Linked DNA regions of Homo sapiens: region 1 is linked to region 2. Evidence: chromatin contacts called from ENCODE Hi-C or POLR2A ChIA-PET data. All regions are on one chromosome and are shown on one strand. Each heading gives the region's core, a stretch centred on a gene start or an enhancer-like site at or near the end of the contact. The rest is flanking DNA. Distances are from core to core; before and after follow the strand shown. Region 1 overlaps DESI2 (desumoylating isopeptidase 2). Region 2 overlaps CATSPERE (catsper channel auxiliary subunit epsilon).

Region 1 (5,129 bases), core at 1,184-3,683, 73 kb after region 2:
TTTTGAGACAGATTGAGTACCTTAAAAAGTTATCAAATACATATGAACAAACCAAGGCAAAGCACATAGGTCTCCCAACTCAGTCTAATTGCCGCCTTCACTACAGTCCAAATGCTTCAATTTGTGTTAGTTACAATACTTGGATAATCTTTTTTAAATTCAAGCAGTAATCTCTGAGATTAATGAAAATATAATAGAAGAAACGCTCTTGGAATCTAAACTGGAACTAGGGGGACATTGTGGGCTTTCTAGTTTGATCCTAAGGGAAAGAGATCCTTGGATTAAACTGACCAAATGATATCTTCGGTACAAATGGTTTACATAGGTAGTTGACATTGGGATGTTGTGGTAACTCTTCTACTGTTTCGCGGTTTAAGAGATACTATTTTGTGGTAGCATCTGGCTGCTTTACTGTTTTCCTTTGGTATGTTAGGAAGGGTTTGAGAAGAATTAAACTGTAAACTAACTTTCAAATGAAAACGTCTGATTGTTCGTGTAATCTCCGAGGGATGATCTAGTTGTCAGCACTGGGCACTGGGTAAGCTTGAATATATAGCCACCTTAAGTAGATGTGGTTCGAATGTTCTGTGCCATATTCCTCCCTTGTACAGCACCACTTTTGTGTGCTAACCTTTTTCTGCAAGGCCGGCCCCCAGTGTCATTATATGTAACTCTTCATCCCACCTTCGGCAGCTGCCTGAGAGCAATAGTTCTTTAACTAGTCTGCTGAATGTTAATACTAACTGTACTCTTATACTTGAACCAAGCTCTAGAAATAAAAGTTGTCTTCCCCCAGCTCAAATAAAAAGCCAACTTCTAGGGCTTTATTTGGATAAAAATGTCGTGGATTATCCATTTTTCTCAAGTATGTGTTTTTAAACTTTTGGCGTCTGCTACTATTGAGACGACAAAATCAATGAAGGCTTATCCAGCAGAAATCTTGCTAACATCCAGTTATATCTAGTTCACCAGCTTGTTTTGTTTGTCTTTTATGGATACATGTTATTGGCTATGATTTTGTTTTGCATGTTTATAATATTTTCTGTTAGAAAAATAGCTTCTAGTTTGTAAAATGAGGTTAAACATATCAATATTTTATGGTATCCTACAAAAGCATGAATTTCCTCATAGCAATTTTGAGAAATTCTCTTGACCTGTGTAGGGAGATTTTTACTGAAGAGATGCTATGTGACATAAGTTTTGACAGTAGTAAAATAATTTTTAAATGTAATGACAAAAGATAAAACCAAGTTACATGATTTGGATGTTTGTCCCCTCCAAATCTCATATTGAAATGTGACCTCCAGGCCAGGTGCAGTGGCTCATGCCTGTAATACCCAACACTTTGGGAGTCTGAGGTAGGAGGATCTCTTGAGGCCAGGAGTTTGAGATCAGCCTGGGCAACATAGCAAGACTCCATCTCTTAAAAAAAGAAATGTTGGAGGTGGATCCTAGTGGGAGGTCTTGGAATCATGGGGGCAGATCGCTCATGAATGACTTAGGGCCATCCCTTTGCTGATGAGTGAGTTCTCACTCAGTTCATGGGAGATCTGGTTGTTTAAAAGAGCCGGGACCTCCCCATTTCTCCATCTCTCTTGCTGCTGCTCTCGCCATGTGACGTGCCTGCTCTCCTTTTGTTTTCCACCATGATTGGAAGCTTCCTGAGACCCTCGCCAAAAACAGATGCTGGAGCCATGCTTGTACAGCCTGCAGAACTGTGAGCAAATTAAACCTCCTTTATAAATTACCCAGTCTCAGGTATTACTTTATAGCAACACAAAAACGGACTAACACACCAGGTTAGAGAAGCGTTGAGAAACACTACTATTGATTTCAAAAATTAATAGCAGTTGGCCACGCGTGGTGGCTCATGCCTGTAACCCTAGCACTTTGGGAGGCCAAGGCGGGCGGATCACGAGGTCAGGAGTCCGAGACCAGCCTGGACAACATGGTGAAACCCCATCTCTACTGAAAATACAAAAATTAGCCAGGCATGGTGGCATATGCCTGTAATCCCAGCTACTCTGGAGGCTGAGACAGGAGAATCGCTTGAACTCGGGAAGTAGAGGTTGCAGTGAGCCAAGATCGCCCCATTGCACTCCAGCCTGGGTGACAGCGAGACTCTGTCTGTAATAATAATAATAATAATAATAATAGCAGTTATTTCAGCATGAATAACTGCCAGCAGTAAATCATTATTGTAGGGGAGTAGGATAGTTTCACAACTGAAATCATTCCGTAAAAGGCTCAGTTCTCATATGCTTTTTTGTTTTGGTTTGGTTTTTTTTACAGTTATCTCACTAAATATTCACTTAAAATAGACATCATCCATATTGTCTGCATAGCTTTGGCAGGACTTTGAGGCAGAAGGACTTGATAAGGCATACTGACCTTGAATTAAATTTGCATCTTCCACAGGCAGCCTGCCCAGTTGTAAAGATTGAGCCTTCCAGGCGTGTTCTCTAATAATAGATCTAGGAAGCCCTAACAGGAGCAGAAGCATTTGGAGGGCATCTCTTTCTCTAACCAACTCTCCCTGGAAGGGCTTACCCTCTTTTCCTCTGAATCTATTAAGAAAAAACGTCACACCAAAGAAAAACATCTAATTTATTCGCTTCATAATGTATATTCTAAACATTTATTCAGAAATGTGCTACTGTTCATATGTGAAGTGGCTGACCAAAATACATATTTAGAATTGTTTTCTTCTGCTCTTGATATATTCCTTTTTTATATCCTGTTTTCCTTGTGACTAAAAGCAGATGTTTTTAGAAGGCAGCTGGCTAGAATTAGGAATGCAGCCTGTAATTTAAGAAGTAACCTATTTAAAGGTTTTTGATTGGGTATAGAGAGTTCAAGAAACTAATTGGACTGTCTTGTGTTACTAGAAAATGTTTTATGGTAGCTAGTATTTTTTTTCACTTTTTTTCCATTGAGAGTTCCATTCCCATAACTTATATATTTCACTGATAGTAAACTTTATTGGACCATGTCTAATAATAAAAACAGGGAAATGGAAACTTTTTGTGAATTTCTTGGTTCACATTTTGCTAACAGAGGAAAAACTTTGTTATAATGCCGAATTATTCTTTAAGGAGCAAAGTATGTTCTGTATCTAAAGGAATGTTTATCCTCGGGGGCTCAAGGCATGTACAGAAGAGTTTTTGTTTAGGTTTGCCAACTAAAACATGGTATACTCTTCTGTCATTTGGGACAAGTTAATAGATTTACTTTACTTCTGTCTCTTTTTTTTTTTTTTTTTTTTTTTGAGACGGAGTCTTGCTCTGTTGCCCAGGCTGGAGTACAGTGGTGCGATCTCGGCTCATTACAACCTCCGCCTCCCAGGTTCAAGTAATTCTCCTGCCTCAGCCTCCCAAGTAGCTGGAACTACAGGCGTCCGCCACCACGCCCAGCTAATTTTGTTTTGTAATTTTTGTAGAAACGGGGTTTCACCATATTGGTCAGGCTGGTCTCGAACTCCTCACCTCAGGTGATCCACCCGCCTCTGCTCCCAAAGTGGCTACAGGCGTGAGCTACTGCACCCGGCCGATTTACTTTACTTCTATTCATAACGGTCTTTTTTTTTTTTAACAGCCTTTTTGAGATACTGTTCATATACTAGATGAACTATATAAAATGTACACCCATTTAAAATGTACAATTCAGTGAATTTTAGTATATTCACAGTTGTGAAGCCATCATTACCACAGTCAATTTTAGGATATTTTCATCACCCTAGAGAGAAGCCCATACCCATTAGCAATCACTTCCCATATCTTCCCAAACTTCCAGTCATAGAACCACGAATCTACTTTCCGTCTGTGTAGCCTATTCTGGGCATTTCATATAAATGGAATCATGTAATATGTGGTCTTTTGTGATTGGCTTCTTTCACCTGGCATAATGTTTTCAAGGTTCATTCCTGTGGTAGCATGCATCAAATACCTCATTCCTTTTTACTGAGAAATCATATTGCGTTTCATGGATAATACCACATTTTATTTATCCAGTAATCAGTTGATAAACATGTAGTTGTTTCTACTTTTTGGCTATTACAAGTAATGCTGCCGTGAACATTAATTACAAGTTTTTATGTGGCTATATATTTTCATTTCTCTTGGGCATATGCCTAGAAATAAAATTGCTAGGTCATATGGTAACTTTAGGTTTAACTTTTGGAGGAACTGCCAAACTGTTTTCCAAGGCAGCTGTAACATGATACATTCCCACCAGTAATGTATTCGAGTTCTAATTTCTCCACATCCTAACACTTGTTATTATCTGTCTTTTTGATTATAGTCATCTGAGTAGGTGTGACATGATAGATAATGGTGGTTTTAATTTGCGTATCTTCTTAGAAGAAATACTTTTTTTTAGATCCTTTGCCCATTTTTTAGTAGGGTTATGTGTCTCGTTGAGTTCTAAGAGTTCTTATATGTATTCTACATATAAGTCCCTTGTCGGTATATGACTTGCCAAAATTTTCTCCCAGGCTGTGGTTTCCCTTTTCACTTTCTTGATAGTGTTCTTCAAAGCACTAAAGTTTTAAATTCTGCTTTCATCAATTTTTTTCTTTTGTTGCTTTTGCTTTTGGTGTCATATCTATGAAGCCATTGCGTAATCCAAGATCATGAAGATATGCTTCTCTTCCAAGAGTTTATAATTTAAGCTCTTGCATTTAGGTCTTTGATCCATTAAATTAATTTTTATATATGGCATGAGGTAGAAGACCAGCTTCATTCATTTGCATGTGGATTTCCAGTTGTCTCAGTTCTATTTGTTGAAAAGACTCTTCTTTTCCCACTGAATTGTCTTGGCACCTTTGTTAAAGATCAGTTGGCCATCATTATAGGGGCTTATTTCTGAACTCTGAATTCTGTTTCATTGATCTGTATGTCTATCTTTATGCCAGTAATACACTGTCTTGATTACTGTAGCTCTGTGCTAAATGTTGAAATCAGGAAGTCTGAGTCCTATAACTTTTTCAAGATTGTTTTAGCTATTCTAGGTCTCTTGAATTTCCATATGAATTTTTAAATTTGTCAATTTCTGCAAAAAATGGCAGCTGAGATTTTGACAAGAATGGCAGTGAATCTTCAGGTCAACTTGGGAGAGTATTACCATCCTAA
Region 2 (5,027 bases), core at 1,151-3,650:
ACACACAGTAATTCTACAGTTCTGTGTTTTTGAATAGCGGTTTAATGACAATCGTAAGTTAATACTTAGTCCAACTTAGTCAAGAGTCTGAAAGTAAAGTTTAACTTGCTACTATTTCTTGTCACACTGATTTTAAAAGGTGACAAGTGTCATCTATAAGTGTGAGAAGTGTTTTCATTTGATACGACACATAAACCATTAAAATGCCCTTCAATAAGTAAAAGGCAGCATTTTAGATACAGGGAATTCTAATTAGCTGGGCAGAGTTAAGACCAAAAACATAAACATTGCGTTCTTACCTTCAGCCCTTACCTTTCACAGGCAAATGAACACAAATTTAAAGAACATGTGAGTCTTGCTTGGTTCTGAGACAGTGCAAGAATTTTTCCAGTATTAAAATATATTCATATAACTAGTTACACACATCTAAATTAAAAACCAGTCTCCAGTAGGTTTGGGGATGGCATTCTCGTCTTTGTGAAAAGTTGGACGTTTCTCATCAAGCTCAATCATATCTGTAGAAGGGGAAACAGGGATAGCATTTACTGAGTCCGAATTGCTGTCAAAATTCAAAAAAACTGATCATATTCATTTAACCAGAAGCCAGTCTTACTTATCAGGGCTGCCCAACAAAAATATTCTGCCAGTCATACATGACCTGAACCCTGGTATATTAGATCAATGACACTACAATACACGTAAAATCATGAGACAATTCTGGTTTCTAAGTAAATAAGGCAGTGACCAATTCTTTCTGCCTTCCTTTTAACACCAGTGGAGATCATTTTTGTTCCAGGGATGTACTACTTGGGATTCTCCAATTGCTCCTTCCGTAGATGATGCATTTGTTCTTCTTGGTGTCTGTGTACAAGAATCCAGCCACCTCACCTGTCTTGCACCCACAGAGACCATGGAGATTGGGCCCAGTCTTATGCTTGCCTCCCTTTTCCACGGTGTGGCACTGGACACACTTCTAAACAAAAACACTTTTGCTTTTTTCAACATCACCCATATTTAATTCTCTCTTTTGTTGCTCGCACTACAAAGGTTCCCGCTCAGAAGCTTGACATCTGGCTCTCTGAGATCTCCCTGACCTCTTAGTGTTGGAATGCCCGGAGGCCCAGGGATTTCTTTTCTTTTCCCCATCTCAACTTTCTCTTTGAATGTCATCATCCAGTCACATGGGCCAGGATGTCTCAATATATTGATATATCCCAACACTGCATCTACAGCCTGACCGTCTCCCCTTGTATCTGTCAAGTATGCTTAGGCTATGCTGCAGTAATAAATAAACCCTAAAATCCCAGTGCCTAACTCTCCATGTCATAGTCTGATATATAGAACTACATCGTCCGGACATGGTCTCTCCTGGTTTGCCGCCGTGTCTGGGAAAAAGACTGGAGGATTGTATGGGATGTTTTAAAGGCTTAGAACTAGAGGTGGTTTCGACCCACATCCCATTATCCAGAACCTATTGCCATGGCTCAAATCTAACTGCAAGGTGGTGTATAAAATGTAATCAGATACAGTTCCTGAACCCCAGACTGACACCTCCACTGAGATGCTAAATACATATATCACTTTTGCACTTAGATGTCAATAGATATATCAAACGTAACCTGTCCAAAACTGAACTCCTGATCTTCCCCTCAAAACCTGCTCCACCAGTAGCCTTCCCCATTTTAAGTGGTAGCAACTCCATCCTTGCTCATCTGGCCAAAACTTTGGAATCTCCCTGACTCCTCTCTCTCTCATACACCCTACATCAAATCCATTAACAAAGCCTATTGGGTCTATCTATTTGTCAATGCCTGCTATTACAGACCCAAGTCATCACCACTGACCCGGATTATTACAACAGGCTTTTTGTTGCTCTCTCTGCTTCCACTCTTGCCTCCATATAGCAGCAAGGGTAAAACCTTGAAAACAAAGTCAAAGCACATTGCTCCAAAGCTCGAAATCCTTATCATGGAGTAAAAGCCAAGACCTTACAATGACTTTCAAGGTTCTATTTGATTTTCTGCCTCTGTTACCTTTCTCCCATTAAACTTCACTGCACTCACTCAGATGCAGCGAGTGGCTTCCTTACCGTTCCTCAAGTAAGAGTAGTTTCTACACAATGGTGAGAAGAGAAGCCAGACTGCAGGGGGTTTGCAAAATCAATGAGAAGTTTACAAGTAGAGGCAAAATATAGTCTACAGTTTTTCAGCTTTGGGCTGGAAAATAGAAGAAAGAGACAGGAATTTACCTATAGAGAAAAACACAAAATATGACCTGGATTTTTTTAAAGAGGAAGATAGATGAGTATGTTTACAGTTTGAGGATAAAGAAAGGAAGGTTAGAAATGAGTCATTCTGATTATAGTAATATAGCAGACTGAGCTAAGTTGAGTCACTCCCTCAACTTAGGACGTGACGGGACTCCCTCCCGTGATAGACACGTCATCCTGCATAAAACATAACAAAAATACTTTGTACATAACTAAGCTTGAAAGAAAGAAGGCGGACTCTCAGAAGCGAAGAGAGAACTGAAAGTTAGAGCAATGCTTTTCAGCCTACCTATGCGATCCAGGGCTACTGGCCCAGGATAATGGAGCTAGAAATTGGAAGCTGGGTTTTCAAGCCCCTGTGAGGCCAAGAGGCTCTTTCACAAATTCAGGATATATTAAGAGCTACCTAGTCCAAAAAAAAAAAAAAAGAGAGAGAGAGAGACTAGAAAACTCTGCTAATGCCCAGGTCAGTCACAAGGAAGGTTGTAACCTACATGAATTTGTAGGCAAAAACATACCTCCTATAAGAATGGGAGATGTCCACCAAAATGTTCACCTCAGGCCTCCTATGGATCTGAACTTATACCTAATAGGAATAGAGTTTAGTCACAGAAAGTGCCATATGAAAAATGAAGCTAAAAACTATCAACTAGCCTTGAAACCCCTAAGCAAACCCCTTGAAACAAAGGTAACTGGAGAAGCAAATCCAGAGATACAGGATCCTCACTGGAAAAGTCACCACCATCAAAGAATCGATCAAATCCAGAGATATAGGATCCTCACTGGAAAAGTCACCACCATCAAAGAATCGATCATCAAATCCAGAGATATAGGATCCTCACTGGAAAAGTCACCACCATCAAAGAATCGATCATCAAATCCAGAGATATAGGATCCTCACTGGAAAAGTCACCACCATCAAAGAATCGATCATCTAAATTTACAAACATTTAAGGAAACGGACCCCCATGAGGGCGAGTCAGCAGATAAAATAAGTTGAAAAATGAGCACACAAAGCAAATGCTTAAAAATAACAGAACAATCTGAATAATATAGAAAATGTGTTCAAAAATGAATAAAGAGGAAAAATAAAATAGAAATCATAAGGAAATAATACGACTATGAAAAGAAAGTAGGCATATTTTAAAAATTTTGAAATTCTAGACATGAAAATGTAGTCATTAAATTCAAAATTTTAGACATAATTACAAACCAGATTAGATATAGGTGGAGAGAGAATTACTGAAAAAAGAGGGATGTGGAAATTAACCAGGATGCAATACAAATAGGTAAACAGATAAAGAAATAAGAAAGAGGGTAAGAAACAATTTCAGCAGAAGGACAAATTTCAACATGTGCTTAATAATTTTTTCCAGAAGGGGAAATTACAGAAAATGCGTTGAAAAGAGAGGCAACATTCAATGAAAAGAAATAAAATATGAAAACTTTTCAGAATTTAAGGCCCAAGTCAGAAGGTTGAGGATTGGCATGAAGTCTCAGATACCTCAGAATGAAGCCATAAAACAGTAAAGAAAAAGGGAAAATCACATACGCTGTCATATAAATAAGACAGATTACCTACAATGGAATGTCACCTAGACTGACAGATTTCTCACCAGCAAAAATAGGATAAATATAACTGGGGGTCAGATGATTAGCCATGAGACTGGGCTGAGTAGGGAACGAAGAGAAGGCAAGAGAGAAATGCTGTGTGAGAAAGCAGGGAGGGCCGGGCGCGGTGGCTCCACCTGTAATCCCAGCACTTCGGGAGGCCAAGGTGGGCGGATCACTTGAGGTCAGGAGTTCGAAACCAGCCTGGCCAACATGGTGAAACCCCGTCTCTACTAAAAACATAGAAATTAGCCGGGCGTGGGTGGTGGGCGCCTGTAATCCCAGCTACTTGGGAGCCTGAAGCAGGAGAATCGCTTGAACCCAAGAGGCAGAGGTTGCAGTGTGCCAAGATCGCACCACTGCACTCTAGCCTGGGCAACAGAGCGAAACGGAAGGAAGGAAGGAGAGAGAAGGAGGAGAAGGGGAGAAAGGGAAGGAGAAGAAGGGGAAGGGGAAGGAAGGAGGAATTGGGGAACTGGAAATCTCTATGAGGTCAAGGGGCAGATGAGAGGACAAGTGGGGGATGGGAGAGGGTGAGGTGGGAGAGTAGTCTACTGGAACAGCACTATTTGGGATTTTTGTGGCAGCACTTGTTTCTAGAAATAACTTATTTGTCTGCTACTAGGAATCACTTGATAAAACCTTTTACTTCCAATTATCCTAAGATAATGAACTGAATACTAGAGGTCAACGACAGAGGGACAAATGGGTAAGGTCCATTGTCCAGTTCCACTGAATTATAGTATACATAGTTGAAAACCAGGTATCCGATCAGGTATTCATCAGAGGTGAATTTAGCTGCTCACTCTGAGACTCTGGCAGACTTGAATCAATCAAGCTTTGAGAATCAGCGGCAGGGGTGGCCACCGGGAAATTAGCCCATAGTCTAGGTCTCTGGATTACAATAAATGCCTTAACGTTATAGGGAATGGCTCAGGTACAAGGCTCGGCAGAGTTTTACCGATAAAAGGACAATAGACTGACTGTCCAACACTCATAAGAAGGAAGCCAGCCCTGGGAGTGTGATCTAGCTGGGAACCCAAGTCATCACAGCTGGATTCAGAGTCCCAGGGCTTGCCCCACACTTACTAGCATTTGATGATGAGTCTATCACGCTCCAATCCCAAACTAGAATTCAGTGCCACAG

The links. Hi-C counts contacts between places; a loop is a spot of excess contacts on that map. ChIA-PET counts read pairs that join two places held with the same protein, here RNA polymerase II (POLR2A).
Region 1: a loop to region 2 is called in a map of ascending aorta, with 2.5 times the contacts of the local background. The contact joins two enhancer-like sites. A Hi-C loop is called at or near these places in 1 of 168 maps with a recorded cell type or tissue (ascending aorta). POLR2A ChIA-PET finds 5 or more read pairs at or near these places in 1 of 52 experiments (T-cell).

Annotation. Positions count from the first base shown.
Region 1 is chr1:244,670,745-244,675,873 of GRCh38, forward strand. The region is part of intron 1 of DESI2 (desumoylating isopeptidase 2); the gene reads left to right. Among named protein-coding and RNA genes, the nearest start is that of DESI2, 20 kb to the left of the region's middle. Within about 2 kb of position 2,434, at least 5 of the 41 ENCODE cell types and tissues checked have a DNase peak (open chromatin) inside an H3K27ac peak, as active enhancers do.
Region 2 is chr1:244,597,676-244,602,702 of GRCh38, forward strand. All of the region lies in intron 17 of CATSPERE (catsper channel auxiliary subunit epsilon), which reads left to right. It also overlaps the pseudogene CYCSP5. Among named protein-coding and RNA genes, the nearest start is that of DESI2, 53 kb to the right of the region's middle. RefSeq lists an enhancer at 2,353-2,562. Within about 2 kb of position 2,401, at least 5 of the 41 ENCODE cell types and tissues checked have a DNase peak (open chromatin) inside an H3K27ac peak, as active enhancers do.